Regions from separate parts of the Homo sapiens genome. Here region 2 is linked to region 1. Evidence: chromatin loops called from intact Hi-C (ENCODE). Cell type or tissue: GM12878. All regions are shown on one strand.

What was found. A loop is a pair of places that touch in the nucleus more often than their neighbours do. Peaks named below come from ENCODE experiments on the same cell type or tissue, not always from the same donor. Only the 100,000 strongest peaks of a DNase experiment are listed, where the experiment ranks them.
Region 2: it touches region 1 in a loop (2.2-fold over the local background); 1 of 110 quality-filtered maps calls a loop at or near these places.

What each region holds. Positions count from the first base shown.
Region 1 is chr7:114,829,965-114,837,964 of GRCh38, forward strand. No RefSeq gene overlaps it. Among named protein-coding and RNA genes, the nearest start is that of MDFIC, 88 kb to the right of the region's middle. In GM12878, no CTCF peak of the experiment used is centred here; DNase peaks (open chromatin) are centred at 3,157 and 3,447; H3K4me3 peaks cover 370 bases; H3K27ac peaks cover 2,025 bases.
Region 2 is chr7:114,431,006-114,439,005 of GRCh38, forward strand. The region is part of intron 2 of FOXP2 (forkhead box P2); the gene reads left to right. Among named protein-coding and RNA genes, the nearest start is that of FOXP2, 20 kb to the left of the region's middle. In GM12878, no CTCF peak of the experiment used is centred here; no DNase peak of the experiment used is centred here.

The DNA of each region.
Region 1 (8,000 bases):
AAATCAGAGTGAAAGATATTAAAAATTTAAAAAGATTCACATATGTTGGGGAGCTTAAAAAAACTCCCCAATAATTTATAATGTAACTAACTTGAGTAGTTGAGAAAACATCATCAAAAACATCAAAATAAAATATAAAATTATAAAAATCATGCTCACAAGAATATCACTGTATTGCCATATTCCTCAAATTAATCTGTCATTTGTAATAAAATCCAATTAGCATTTTTAATGGAACTTGAAAATCTGATCCTAAAATTCACATGGAAGAAAAAAAGTACAAAGTAATTTTGAAGAAAACAAAAAGGGCAATTACCTTTTGAGGTATCATGATATTATACCTCTACAATAATTAAAAGAGGGTAGTATTGGCTCATCGATATTAAAACAGACCAGTGTCTATAGACAGATCAGAAATAGACCTAGAATATATATCACGTATGAAGGAAGTGACATTATATATAATTGTTGGTAAATGAGTTATTCAATAAAATATGATCAGATTCACGTTGGAAAAAAAGAGATTTCCTACCTTGTACCACAAAGTAAGTTTCCTCTATTGAAAAATTTACTGTGAAATTCTCAAGAGAAAATAAACTATATTATTGAAATTGGAGTAAGAAACACATTTCTTGTAACAGGGACACAAAATCATAAACCATATAGAAAATTATTGATAAAATCTATTCATTGATAAGTAAAATTTCTATATAACAAAAGACATGAAAAGCAAAGTTAAAATTCAAAACTGGAAAAAAGATATTTGAAGATAAAACTGGGAGATGTGTGTGTGTGTGTGTGTGTGTGTGTGTGTGTTTGTGTTGTGTGTATCTGAAAAAATGAATATCCACAATATTTAAAATATTTACATAATATAAAACAAAAGACAACTGAATGAAAAACAAACAGAAGTTAACCATTCTAAAGGTTATTACAGAAACACAAATTTAAAACAACTGTGAAATATAATTTCATACCCAACAGGTAGAAAACAATAGAAAATCTGACAATATTGAATGTTGTTCAAGATGAGGACTGAACTCTGACCTTTTTCTTCTGGTCCAAATTCCTGTCGAAGGGGCTGGGGAGTCACTTTGTACAAACCATAAAATTTCATCAGATAAGTTTTATTTAACCCTATATAACATGGCTTACTTTCCAACCTGACTCTGATGTAATATCACGTGACAGATAAAGAAGGTAATCAAAATATTTCACCCCCAAATACGTTTTTTGTCTTCTTTTAAAATGTCCTGCAAAACTGTTCTTGTTGGGAAAAATTGGTTCTGTAAAGAATCTCTGCTAACATAACTAGATCTCTCCCGCTTCTAGGCCCTCCCAATTCTGAAGAGATTAACTGGGAGTCTAGCCCCTTTTAGAGGAAGAATAGGAAATATTTGCCATCTGTTGTCTCTAATGGCTGCCACTGATAAGGCTTCATGTACATAATAAGAACCCTGGTCTGCACAATCCCTTATCTTGACCCAGACACTCATTTCTATTGATTCCAGGCCTTTAGATAATAACTTTCAAATAACTGCCAATTAGAAAATCTTTGAATCCATGTATGAACCTATGACCTATAAACTCCCTATCCTTTTGAGTTGTTCCACCTTTCTGAACCAATGCATGCCCCACATATTTTATTTGATGTCTTATGACTCTCTTAAATGTATAAAACCTGCCTGTAGCCTGATCACCTTGGGCACATGTTCCCAGGATATCCTGGGTGCTGTGTTACAGGTCATAGTCCTCACATTTGACTCAGAATAAATCCCTTCAAATATTTTACATAGTTCAACTCTTTTCATCAACAAAGATAAGGAGAAATAAAAATTCTCAAACCATTTTGGAGAGTAATTTGGCAATAGCTAGTAAATGTGAAGACACACATATCCTCTGATCCTACATTTCTGTATCTTGTGCTAGATTGTTGTCATTACATTTATTTTAATAGTGAAAATGTGGCAATAACCTAAGTATGTTTAACAGCATTAATATGTGAACCCCAAAGTATCTGAGACAGGTCTTAATCGATTTAGAAAGTTTATTTCGCCAAAGTTAAGGATGCACCCGAGACCTAGCCTCAGGAGGTCCTGATGACATCTGCCCAAGGTGGTTAGGGTACAGCTTGCTTTTGTACATTTTAGGGAGATATAATATATTAATCAATACATGTACAATGTACATTGGTTCAACCTGGAAGGGTGGGACAACTAGAATTGGGAGGGGCTTCCAGGTCATAGGTAGATTTAAAATGGTTTTGATTGGTAATTTGTTGAAAGAGTTATCATCAAGATAGGAATGTCTGGGTTATAATAAAGAGTTGTGGAGACCAAGGTTTTATCATGCAGATGAAGCCTACAAGTAGAAGGCTTTAGAGAAAATACATTGTACATGTTCCTTATCAAATTTAAGGTCTGTGTTGATATTAATGCTGGAGGTTATAATGAGGCTCGTCTGATCCCTCTTCCATCATAGCCTGAATTATTTTATCAGGTTAACTCTGGAATGCCCTTGGAAGAGAGGAGGGGTCCATTCAGATGGTTGAAGGAGAGGGGAGGGCTTAGAATTTTATTTTCGGTTTACAATATATTGTGGCGATTCATATGTGAAATAATATATAATGGTTAAATTTGTAAGTTAGAGCTACATATATGAAGTTGTTGATAAAATATTGAAAAATGTTCAGCAAACATGAAAATATATTGTAGAATGATGCATGTAGTAAGGTACCATTAATAAAGCTTTAAAACATGCAATATTGTAGACTTCATGGATTCATCCTTGAATAAAATTACAATGTTCACATAATTGCAAAAACAAAGGGAAATAGGATTGAATTGAGGCACATAGAAGGATTCACGTGCAGCTGTAATGTTTTTTAAAAATATCTGAAGCAAATATGGCTAAATGTCAAGTTTTGGTAAACATAGGTGTGAATAAAGAGAGTTTATTATCTTATGTGCCATATATTTCACATTTGAATAAAGAAAAGAGATTATTTCTACTTTTTCAGATGTAGTTATTAGCCCATGTTCATGACTCTTCTTTAATGCTTGTAGGTTTTCCCCTCTTTCATTTCCAGATTAAGAATCTGACTTATATCTAAACCCAGTGTAAGACCTGAAGAAGCACATGTGGTAAACCTGTTTCAATGCAGAAAGCACGTAGGGCAAATGATAGCATAACTACTTATCACATAATGTTGGAAATTTATAGTGCCAAATCCTAGGACAAAGAGTTTATGAAAGGAAAGGAAAAAAGTGCATGAGAGAAAATAATAAAACAAAGGAGCCAACTCTTTATCAATGTAATAATAAAGGCACAGCCTTTCCACACATTTGCCGTTTCCCCTCAAAGGACACGTTGCTCAGATCATAATTTCATAAGCTGTTTCAGATATTCAAATTCACTTTCAAGAAGGCCTACATACACAGACGAGTTTTTGCAGTTGTTTTATTTGTAATTAACAGTAAACTCCAAAGTTGTAAGTTAGTCATAACATAGCTTCCTACATGGAGTTTCAGGTTTTGCCTATGTAAGTCAGAAATACCCAGATGAGAACACTAAGTTCTGTTATAGTCCAACTTACTGATTCATCTCTTTTCTTTGGTGATTTGCAAACTGGGATTATGAAACTTTTCTTTCTTTCTTTCTTTCTTTCTTTCTTTCTTTCTTTCTTTCTTTCTTTCTTTCCTTCTTTCTTTCTTTCTCTCTTTCTTTTTCTTTTGACAGGATGTCACTCTGGACTGCAGTGGCAGGAGCACAGCTCATTGCAGCTTTGACTTTCCTGGCTCAAGTAATCCTTCTGCCTCAGTATCCTGAGTAGCTGGGGCCACAGGCATGCACCACCATACCCAGCTAATTTTTATTTTTAGTATAGATGAGGTTTCACTATGTTGCTCAGGCTGGTCTTGAACTCTTGGGCTCAAGCCATCCTCCTGCCTCAACCTCCCAAAATGTTAGGATTATAGGTGTGAGCCACATTGCCTGGGCTCTCTGGCTTATTTTTAATCCAAACCAGTCATTTTATGATTCACAATTTGTGAGAAGGTGAAAATAATAACTTCAGATGCATATGTTAGGTCAGTGCTTCTCAAATTTTAGGCTGCAACCCATTAGTGGTTTGGGACAAATTAGTAGTTGTGAAAGAAATTAGTGGATTGCAACCAGAATTTCTAAAAATAAAAAAAAGAAAAGAAAAAAATAGAGAATATCCAAATGCATAGCACATTATAAGGATACATAATGGTATTATTCCAGATACATATATAGCTGAAATACAATGTAAAATATATTCCTTACTGTGGCCCACAATCAAATTTTAAAAGTCAATGTAGTGGGGGGATTAACTGGATCTAGTTGGGACATCAGACTCTCTTTCAAACTGATAAAATAAAGAGCATACCCTCAGATCAAAGAGTTGTTATTCTTTGAAAATACTAAAATTGTCATTGACTCATGAGAAATCTCAATAGGGAACTGGCGGAGATTTTTTATCTGTTAGAATTTCTACCTCCTCTCCTATTGCCAAAAAGAAACTGTCCTCAAATGGCTGTCCTAATTGCTGACAGTGTTATAATCTTTTTCAGAAGCTTAAATTGTTATTATTTTTTCCTTCTCAATTTTAGTATGTTGAATGGAGAAAAATTGGTCAAGTCAGTTATTTGTATAATATGAGGAAAAGAACACTCAAATGGGTTTTTAGTTTTTTTTATTAATTATTTTGATTTCTTGGACACCTCGTTTAAATGTTTACCATAACCACCAAAATAATAATCTAAAATATTCATAATAAATAACACTTTTGACTACTTATGTACCAAGAGCTTTATTATTTCCCATTCTAGCTAGATCGCTAAGTATCATTCCAGGAAGGCATTCAAAATATGATTCCCAGCCCTCTCCCTGTACCCTATGATCCAGATCCATGTCTGGTATGGGGCCCAAAAACTTATTATTTAGAAAGCATGCTAGGTGATTGTCATTCTCAGACAAGTTTGTGGGAAAACTACCTTGTATCTTTTTACCCTCACAAAAAAGCTCTTGGAAGTAGATTTTATTATCCTCATTTTACAGGTGAGGAAAACGGAACCTTGCATAGATTAGGCAATCTGCCTCAAGTTACCCAGAGAGAAAATGTTGAAGCAGGAATCTACATGCAAGAATCTCATAGAGACTCCAACTCTCACCACAGACTGCAACCAGGTAAGTAGTTTGGCCACGTTTGGGCAATTTGCACTGTTCAATGATTATGCAAGTCCCCTTTCCCAGTCTAACTTTCCTAAAACCCCAAGCCCTGCCCCCTGGACAAGAATGCTGTGTCCCCATCAGTCTCTCTTCCTTCTCTTTTCCTCAGCTCTTCTTGTGATGTAAGAGCTTGTTATGAAGCAGAGGATTCCATCTACTCCTTAAAAAGTAGGATGACCCCTTTAAAGTCCTCAAAATGGTGTTGCTGCAGGTAATCTTTTTGCAATCTGGAGGGTTGCCTGTAACTATGGTTTCAGAAATACATCATCTTTCAGAGAAAGCAACCTCCCTACAGTGCGGCTTTACAGCTGTGAACAGCAGCTATGCTTTGACTGTTAAACTTTCTTAGATATTATTGATAGCCAGTGCTTCTCAAGGCATTAATAAAACCTGGAGACAAGAAGGAAACACTGAGGGTAAGTGACCATCTTTGTTATCATTATTGAAGAATTGTTGCCATAAAACATACAACATGTGAAATGCAAGGTTTCAAATCTGTATAGTGTTTAGTATATTCACAATGTTGTGCAAACTTAACCTCTATCTAGTTCTAAAACATTTTCATCAACTCCACAGGAGACTCTCTGCTTATTAAGCAGTTGTTCCCTGTCCTCCCAGTCCCTGGCAATTCTAATGGGTTTGCCTATTCTGAATATTTCATATGAATGGAATCATATAATATGTGAACTTCTGTGTCTGGCTTCTTCACTTAGCATGTTTTCAAGTTTCATACACATCGTAGTATATTTCAGAACTTCATTCCTTCTAATGGCTGAATACTCTTTCATTGTGTGGTTAAGCTACAATTTGTTTAACCATACCCATTCATCTGTTGATGGAAATTTGGGTTGTTTCCAACTTTTGGCTATTGTGAATAGTGCTGCTGTGAACATTTGTGTGCAAATATTTGTTTGAATACCTGTTTTTAATTCTTTTGGATATATACTTAACAGTGGAATTGCTGGGTCAAATGGAAATTCTGTAATTAACTTCTTAAGGAATCACTAAACTGTTTTCTATAGCCACTGCTCCATTTTACATTCATACAAGCAGTGTATGAGGGGTTCCAATTTCTCCACATTTTTGCTAACATAACATTTGTCTTCCCTTCTTTTTTATTTTCTCTTTCTCCCTCCCTCTCTCTTTCCTTCCTTTCTCTCTCCCTCCCTCTCTCCCTCCTGATTCCAGCTTTTCTAGTGGGTTTGAAAGAGTATCTCATTGTGCTTTGGTTCACATTTCCCTAATGGCTAATAATGTACATGTTTTCATGTACTTGTTGGCCATTTGTATATATTTTCTTTGAAGAAATGTTACTTCAAGTCTGCAGTGTAACTCTTGGATCCTCTTTTCACACTGAGGCCTCTCTTGCCTTGTCTTCCCCACATGCAGTAAAGATGGTGATGATGATAGCTGCCAAAAGCCAGGCACAAGGCTAAATACTTTAGATGCATTATCTCGTTTAATTCTTTCGTGTTTATCTCCATTTTAAAGATAAGGAAACTGAGGCACAGAGAGGTTAAGTTGAACGTGGGTCATTAAAAATCAAGAGGTGGAGACTGATTTCAAAGCCTGTTCTTTCTGATTTGAAAAGTTCCATGCTCTTAACCTCTGCCTAAGGGGTCTGTAGACTAACTTGTATTGCATACATGGACCAGAAAATTGTGTTTTTACTGTATACCATCTTATACATTTTTAATAATAAGTTTAAGTGGCTGAGAAGGATGTAATTTTCTACATATTATAAATATTATAATTTAAAAATGTAACTGTTAGATTATGCTTTTAAATGTTTCCAAGGGAATCTAAATGCCATGGTGATATGTTACCCAGAACCATTAATTTAAAAAAACTCATGAACAATCCCTTCTTTTTTTTGCTCAAAATTGTACATTTATTATACTACTACCCTAGAATATTATCATAATATAACATTTTTCATGCTTGAAAGTCTTTTATTGATCATCCTCTCATACTTTCTGTATCAAAAATGTGAATATAAATTAAAATTGAACTTTAAATAATTTATTTCAACTATAAAGCTCTGAGGGTTAAACATTCCTTTTGATTGAGTTGTTATTATATTATTAGTAATAGTCAATTGATAAAATAAAAAAATTACAGAGTTTGATAAATTATCACTAACTCTAACAAGTAGATTTGTATTGGAAATGTACCTTTTTAGTAGAATGGATGGAGTGTTATGCTACCTTGATTAAAGGGACTCTATGCATAACAATTTTTCAACTTGTCCCTTGCTTGACAGCCTAGATCATTATTGCAATAGAGAAATGCAACATAGCAAATTTGTGATAGGTAAAAGGAATGCCTTTCTTTTTTTTTTTTTTTTGATAACTTGGAGGAGTTAATTTTTTAAAAGTTAGTAGGAAAGGAAATGTTGCTAGTGTGCAGCCTTCACCACACACAGAAATGTTCTTAAACAGGTCAAGTTTAGAATAGATTACATCGAGAAATAATGGATCTGGACATTGATTCTCTTAGGAGGATTCATACCTCTGACTCTTTGGAGGAGCCTTCTGTATTCCCAGGGTTTTGCATACCCCAGTTGGAAGATCACTACCTTGTACTATTCTAGTAAGTGAGTGGCCAAGACTCTAGCCCCTTCCCACCAGTGTACTCCATAAAAAAAAAATGGCCACTTAAAAGTATGCCTACAGCCTGCTAAGTATTTTGCGTATGTGATATTGTTTAATTATTGGAACAACTCTGCAAGGTAGGATTATGCTCAC
Region 2 (8,000 bases), 400 kb before region 1:
ATTTATAAAAAAGGATTTAAATCTATTTACTATGCAGTGTTGTGTATCTACAGTGCATTCTTAAGTTCCATTCACTATAGGTACAAGTGGTAGCATATTCATTGTGCCTGTCTTGCATGAAAGCATTTACTGAAGAAATATGACAAGAACATGTTCAGCTAATGAGGTCGAATGGTTGTTACATTAAATTTAGGCGGTGTTTTCTATTAGGTTTTATTTATCTGTATTTGCATTCAATCCTTTCACATTTGTTATCTCTCGCCCAATTCCAGGGATGGGGCGCCTTTTCTCATTTCACAGCCAATTGTTACTGTGCGCTGACTCTGTAAGTTGCTGGTGAATGTAAAAGTGACTGCAATTAACCTGACTTTGTTGCTTGAGGAGAATTTGAGATGAGAAATCTGACAGCAAATGACAGGCATTTTTCTGGGTTTAGCACAGAAGAAAGTCTAAGTAACATTGCAAAGAGAGGCATTAGGGAGTAGGTACCTGCAAATTAAGTGGCTGACACTGTCTATTGAGAATTTAGATAGTAACGGCTGGAATTTTTATGTTAAGTTCACATTATTTTATATTCATAGCAAGCTTCCTTTTGAGCATTTCCTTTGTGACTGTGCATGATCTCATTTATTGTAATTTGTATTTTTTGGTTGATCAGAAGATGGCTGTAATTGTAATTTTTATTAAAGCACATTCTTAACATGTAAGAATGCATATATTTAGATGAAAACAATTTTATTTTTGAGAATGGATTATGTGAACTTAGATTTTAATATGATAACAGCCTACCCCTAATTCTCAGAGATATAATGTGAAATGGTGGAAAACTTTGAGCAATAATACTCATGGCAGGTGAGTATTTTTTTTAAATAATACAGTTCAATATCAGTATACTTATCTTGTCATTTATTTCTGTTGAACTGAAGGAAAGAAGTCTGACTGTACAGTCATAATTCTGTCTTGCATTAACTGGCTAGCTATGCTTTTAGCAATAGTTATTTTTACTTTCCAAAGCCTGTTGGTTATGTAGTTTGAATTACAATCTTTGCCTTCAAAAGCACACTCTATACAACTACCTCCTGCTAGTAGATAGTACCCACACAGTATGCAACATTTATTGTATTTGTCAGGTGTTTAAGAGGCCATTGGGAGTTTTAATTAATGTCAGTTAGGAAGATACATTGTTCAGTTGGAAGCAGCTTGCCAAGTTCTTCATTTTCCTATAATCCATATAGTCTACTGTCTTTAGGGAAATATGCAAAATTAAAAGTTACACTGCATGCTGTTGTCTTTACAACATTCAGCTCATCAAGCAAAACTCTCATGCAAATTTTAATTTGCCCTTGAGCATAATTTAGAAACCATAATCATTGAGGTTTTACACAGCACAGATAGGAAAAGGAGATTGGATTAATTTACACTCTCTTATTCAAATGACCTCATTACTTTTATGGTACAAACTAAGGTTTTGCAGCTGACTGTATAGGTAAAGTACTGTTAAGGGTTTAAAAAGTAATAATTTTCTAGAATTTATCTTTAAATTACATTTTTTAATATTTGGTTAAAGACATTTCTTTGGAGATCTTTAAATATCCTAAAGTTTATGTATTGATTTAGAAATGGGAAAATGTGGCATCTATTTACATTTATCAAGTTTAACTATTAGGTCTTGGGGCCTTCTATTTACTTGAAGGATCTTTTCATGAATTCTGTTTCAGAGTTAACTTTTTACTGTTTTCAGTAATCCCTAAAGAAGTGTACACTTGGCCTGACATATAGAGTTGTCGTCTACCACATGATGACACTAAAGATATATGATATGACTGACAGTGTAGTTGATGTGCGTTGTCTTCCCTAGACAAAACAGATGGTATTGTTCTATTATCATCCACAGTTATTTTAATGTACTGTGTCCATCTGTGTTAAGATATATTACATGGTTTCATGGAATTTACAGTTCACTCCTGCAGTAACTCGATTTCACTGTTTGGTCTCTAGAGAGTTTGCAAAATGTCAAGCTGTAGCTTGAAAAAGAAAAGTGAAATCTACTGGAAACTAATACTTATGACCATTTCATGCCTGATCTGCTTTGTGGTGTTGTTTAGAAGCTAGGGTGACGTTTATAATACAACAGGTAAAAGAAAAGATTGTTTAATGCATATGAAAAATTGTAACTGCTCTTATTGAGCATTTGTGTCCTAGTCCATTTAAATCCATTCAGTTAATAAAAGTATATCTGGTTCATGTTAGAGACTGAAATGTTTACATTGTTCTGGTGTTCTATTAGTTCAGAAATTAAAATGTGTCTTTTAATTTCATATCAAATAAATAAAATCTAAATTAAATTCTTTTACAAATACTTACCTGCCAAAAATCTAACACTTGCCATAGTCTTTTCCAAAGGAATATTTTTTCTCAAAATTAGTTGAAAAAAAATATTTAGGCTGTTTCTCCAAAGTTGTATCTCAGAAATATTGTTAATATTCTGAATATTTCCATTTCTCAAATATACCATCATTTAAAATATTGATTCACTTCTACAGATGGCCAAATTTTGTATTAGTTTTTATTTATCGTAGTCTTGGAAAATGTTATGAAGATGCAAGTGTACTTATTCTCTAGGTATAAGTGTGCCTTAAAATATTCTCATTGCAAAATTTCAACTAAAGTAGCTAACATTAAAACTACTGTCAAAAATACATATGTGCTTTGACTATGGATATATGTATATATGAGATCCAAGTCAGTTATTTGACAACTAAAAGCAAATAGATTTCATAGTATTAAAACTATTTGATTAAAATTTAAGTGATGATTCCTAGTTAAAAGACTGGCTTACATGAATATTAGTCATTAATTAGAAAATGATTCAGAAAATAGTGATCTGGAGCTAAAGCATATGCTACTAATTTTCTAAATTCATCTGGCAAAAGAGGAGTTAATGTAAAAAAATATAAAGTAATAGGCATGATATGGCTGCAATATATTGAAAAAAAAGTCCTTGGATCTTTGTGTTGAAATGGCTCATAAGAGACCACAAATATACTCATGTTATTACTCAACTTTGATTCAGGGAATGAACCATTATCATATTCAGGCAGTTGTATTCTTTCTCTAGTTTCTCTTTATTCACTCTCAACACTTCAATGTTATCTAGTAGATGTACTTGCTAAATAATTGTTTTTGAATAGCTTTCCAGGAAATCAAAATTTAGCTGATTGTCATTTTGAGTTCAAAATACTAAAAGAAAATGTGTTGCTTTATAAAGAAAAATAAATAAAGAGGTGAATAATTGAGATTAGTGAGAAATCCTTATTTTGGTTCTAGTTAACATAATGCCTAACTCCTAAATTTAGATTGTTTTTTGGGCTCTCATTTTCAATAGTCCATTCATAATTTTAGTATATTTCTGACCTCACGGTTTAATATATATGGGGGGGGGGGATAAGGTACAGCAATTTGGTTGATGTATTATATGTATAAATAATTAATAGTAAATTTAATATTTTTAAAGAAAAACACATGGAGAAACAAGGAATAGATATATAAATACAATTATTGAAAGAACTTTGAGGGTAGGAGTAGTAAAGAAAATTTACGCTAAAAATCTGACCAAATACTGTTGTTTTTCTAATTCTCCTTTTCTTATAGTCGAGCAGCCTGTTTCGTTAAGAAAAAAATTAGGAGGTATAAAACAGCTTTTCAGTAAAAAGCTGTATTCAACTGGTACTGTCAAATTAATACTTTCCATAAATATATATTTTCTGTATTACATGTTTTATTAAAATTTCCTGGAATGTTTTTCTGATGTATGTGCATAATCCTTGGAAATTAATTGTAATTTTATTGATGATAAAATACAAAGGCCATTCTTTCCAATTAACATATACATTTTAAGAAAAATCTTTCGTCTGTCTCTTAAAATTTCACATGGCTCATGGAGAACCCAACCATCCTCCTTGTTATAGCATATCCCAAAATGTCCCACCTTATTGCAAAACTCTGCTCAATAACTGAATCAGCTCTCTCATAATGCTTCCATAACGGAAGTTGCCTTAACTTCAATTGTGAATGTGGAATTTGGAAATTCATATCTGCTTATTCATTAGGTTCAACAACTATAAACCAATCACTTTTCACTATGATTGAAAATAAATGGTTGTTGAAAGCATTTCCCCAGCCTTCAGTACAGAAGATAGTCATGCCATGATAGAGGTAGATGTGCTTTGAGGCCTTGAAGAGGAGGGACAGACTCAGTCTAAATTGTCAAGAAAGGTTTTAGGAAGGGCATTTTAATTGTTCATGAAGAGAGAGGATCAATCGGCAGAAAAAGGGTAGAAAGAATTCTAGGTAGAAGGAAAAGGGTACACAAAGACAGGAAGGTGTAAAAAGTGCAGAATATTGAGGACCATTCAGTGTTTGGATGCACTTCATACAAAGACTATTGGGAGAGTAACTGGGAGATGAGGTTGGAATAGGTAGGCTAGATATAGATCCTGGAGGATCTTGTTTGTTGTGCTCAGAAGTTAGTTTGTTGTTTGTTTGTTTTGAGATGGAGTATTGCTCTTGTTGCCCAAGTTGGAGTGCAATGGCGTGATCTTGGCTCACTGCAACCTCTGCCTCCCAGGTTCAAGAGATCCTCCTGCCTCAGCCTCCCGAATGGCTGGGATTACAGGCACGTACCACCATACCCGGCTAATTTTTTGTATCTTTAGTAGAGACGGGGTTTCACCATGTTGGCCAGGCTTGTCTCGAGCTCCTGACCTCAGGTGATTCGCCCACCTTGGCCTCCCAAAGTTCCGGGATTACAGGCGTGAGCCATTGTGCCCGGCTGTCAGAAGTTTTGACTTTCATTCTGCAGGTGTTAGATAGCCGTTAAAGATTTTTTTTAGTGGAAAATGATGGCAGATTTATATTTTTGAAATACAAATTTACCATAGTTTGGCCTAGGTAGAGGCTGTGAAGAAAAAGAAAAGGAGAAATTAATTCAAGGTGCAAACTCAATAATACGTGTATTTCATGTACTGTGAAGCATTGGGAAAAATTTAAAAAAGCAAGGCTTGGGTTTTGAAAGGTGATTAAAAGAATCAAACTTCTTGAGTTCAATACTAATTATTGGCTATGTAGTCTTGGGCAAATCACTGAACCCAGGATTCATTTTCTTTATGAATTGGAGGTAAAAATAATTAATATAATTATTAATTTATTTTCTTTCTTGACCACCCCCTCTACTGCTATCACTCTTCGTCTTTTGTATCCCTGAGAGTAACATTTATATCTCCTTTGAAGCATCTGTCACAGTTACAATTTCATATTTATGTATGTGATTATTTCATGTGTATTCCCTGCTAGATTGGTGTCTATTCCCCGCTAGACAGTAAGTTTTATGAGGGCAAGGGCCATATCAGTTTTTGCTCAGTATTTTATTTGCTGTCTAGCAAAGTGCCTAAATAAAAATAATTAATGTAATTATTTTAGGAGTAAAATTATTGATATAAAATTCTTAGCAAATTTATTAATTTACTAAATAAGTATTTATTTAATACCTACTGTGTATTAGGCACTTTGCTAGACAGCAAATAAAATACCGAGCAAAAACTGACATGGCCCTTGCCTTCATAAAACTTAACTGTCTAGCAGGAAATGGACACCAATCTAGCAGGGAATAGACAGCAAATAATCACATACATAAATATGAAATTGTAACTGTGACAGATGCTTCAAAGGATATATAAACGTTACTTTGAGAGATACAACAGAGGAAGAGTGATGGTAGTAGAGGGGGTGGTCAAAAAAGGCTGGAGGATTTGAAGAATGAGTAGAAGTTAGCTAGATCAAAGTAAAAGTAGAGAGGGCATTTCCTTACTCTGGCTTATAATAAACATATACCTAAATGGTACCAGATAATGAGAAAATACACATTAATTATTTCGATTAGCTTAGTTTGTAATTTTATTTTCTATATCTTTTTATGGTAGTTTCTACAAATGATCCTCATATTTAGACTGATAATTAGAAGAAATAGTTTTATGAAAACTTATTCATTCTTTATTTACATTGCAGTGTTGTATGATCAGCCTTCAATTTATTGACCTTTTTAATTTAGCATTTGTCTCTCATGTGATTTTTACTGTTTGTGGACTGAGGTATTTTATTGTGGTTGATTTTTAGTATTTATTGACATATGCCACATTGTCAGTGGAAGTGATTTACGTGTGATTTAAGTGTTTCTTTATTTTCATGCACCTTTTCCAAATCTTGTGTTCTTATGAAATGCTAAATATGGCACTAAAATATACCTTTGTAGTTTGTAAGAATCTTTGTTTTATTTAGGCAGCAGGTGTTTCCCAAAGTCTTCCAAGTGTACATGGAGCAGCGCCTTAGATGATCGTTACCTCTTTTTAGTAGTTTGCTATTATCATGGAAATATTACTTTTTTCCTTTATTAAGAAACCACATTTGCAATAACCGATTGCAGTACTTCCGTGAAGTCTTTCTACCAGGCATCTTATGTAATATGGAGATAAGAATAAACCCTGTTTCACAAGACTATTGTGAGGAGTAAGTGAACATTAATAGATTAGTAGAGTGTTACACATGTAAGTGTTCAATAAAATTAACTGTAAGAATTATTACTATTTTTACTAATAATAAAAGGCTTTTTCCTCATATGGTTTTTAATAGTCAAATATGTAAGTATCCCAACCAAACTGGCTGAAGGAAGAGAGAGTACCCTTACCATCTCATTTCATGTCCTTGTAGACCGACCTGTAGAGCACCTGCACAGGCCTGCTCTGGTTGAATCTTCACTACAGACTCAGTCTGTAGGTCTGCTCAGTTCTGCTCAGTTCAGTTCAGTTCAGTTCATGGTTATTAAACACATGAACGTGACTATTCTGAATTGAGACGTGCTTTAAGTGTAAAATACACACTGGATTATGAAGACTTAGTACAAAAGGGAGAATGTAAAATATTTCAATAAATAATGTTTATAACTGATTACATTAAAGTGATATTCTGGAATATATTGGGTTAAATGAAATATATTATTTGAAACCATTTCACCTGTTTTTATTTTTTTTAATTTGTCTATTACAACATTAGAAATTAACTACATGGATCACATTTTATTTCTGCTGGAAATGATTAGTCTACAATCTAGAAGTCCGTGGAGTTAGGTTTGAGGCATTGTAGCTTCATTTGGACCTAGATTAGCTATCTTTTTCTAGTTATGTTTGGTTCTGCCTTAAATTTTATAAACAATCCAACCAAGTCTCAGAAATAGACCCCAATTCAAGTGTTTTGTTAATTCTTCTGTTCTGCAGGTCCCCTATAAAAGAGAAGGGCCTCTTGGAAAGCACTGATACACATCACCCATCAGGTGCATGTTAGCAGGTGTCATAAATTTTAAAGTGTGCTATTCATATGTCTGCTTAATTCACAGAAGAAAACCCATATGCCTATCCTTAAAGTCATATTATCCTATGGAAATATTTATATATTTAAAATATAAATAAAATAACAATAAAAATATATTCATTATAACAACTAGTTTTGAAACAGAGAAATAAGAAGTGAATATATGTGTTTCGTTAGTCAAGATAACATCATTATGTAGAATTTTTCCCATTCATAATTTAATTCATTTCAAAGAGAAATTTGCTGAAGAATAATTTGGAAATTAAAAACTGTGCACAGAAAAAAATAAATGTCTTAAAGTCACAGCTAGAATAAAAAATGAATTTACGTGTTGGTTTCCATAGTTAATCCATATTCCTAATGCCCTTCTATTTTGATTTCAGATGCCCAATATAAAATATAATACTTAACCTCAAACAAACCCATTGTAGCCTAGTCAGTTGCTACCCAATGACTGCCAGAGTATTAGAGTGACAAATATAGCTTGATTTTAAAACACAGAAGTAGATGTTAATGTGATCTGAGAAGACATTGTTAGATTTTTGTTTTTAAAGTTAAAATAGTTGAAGAAGTCTAATGTA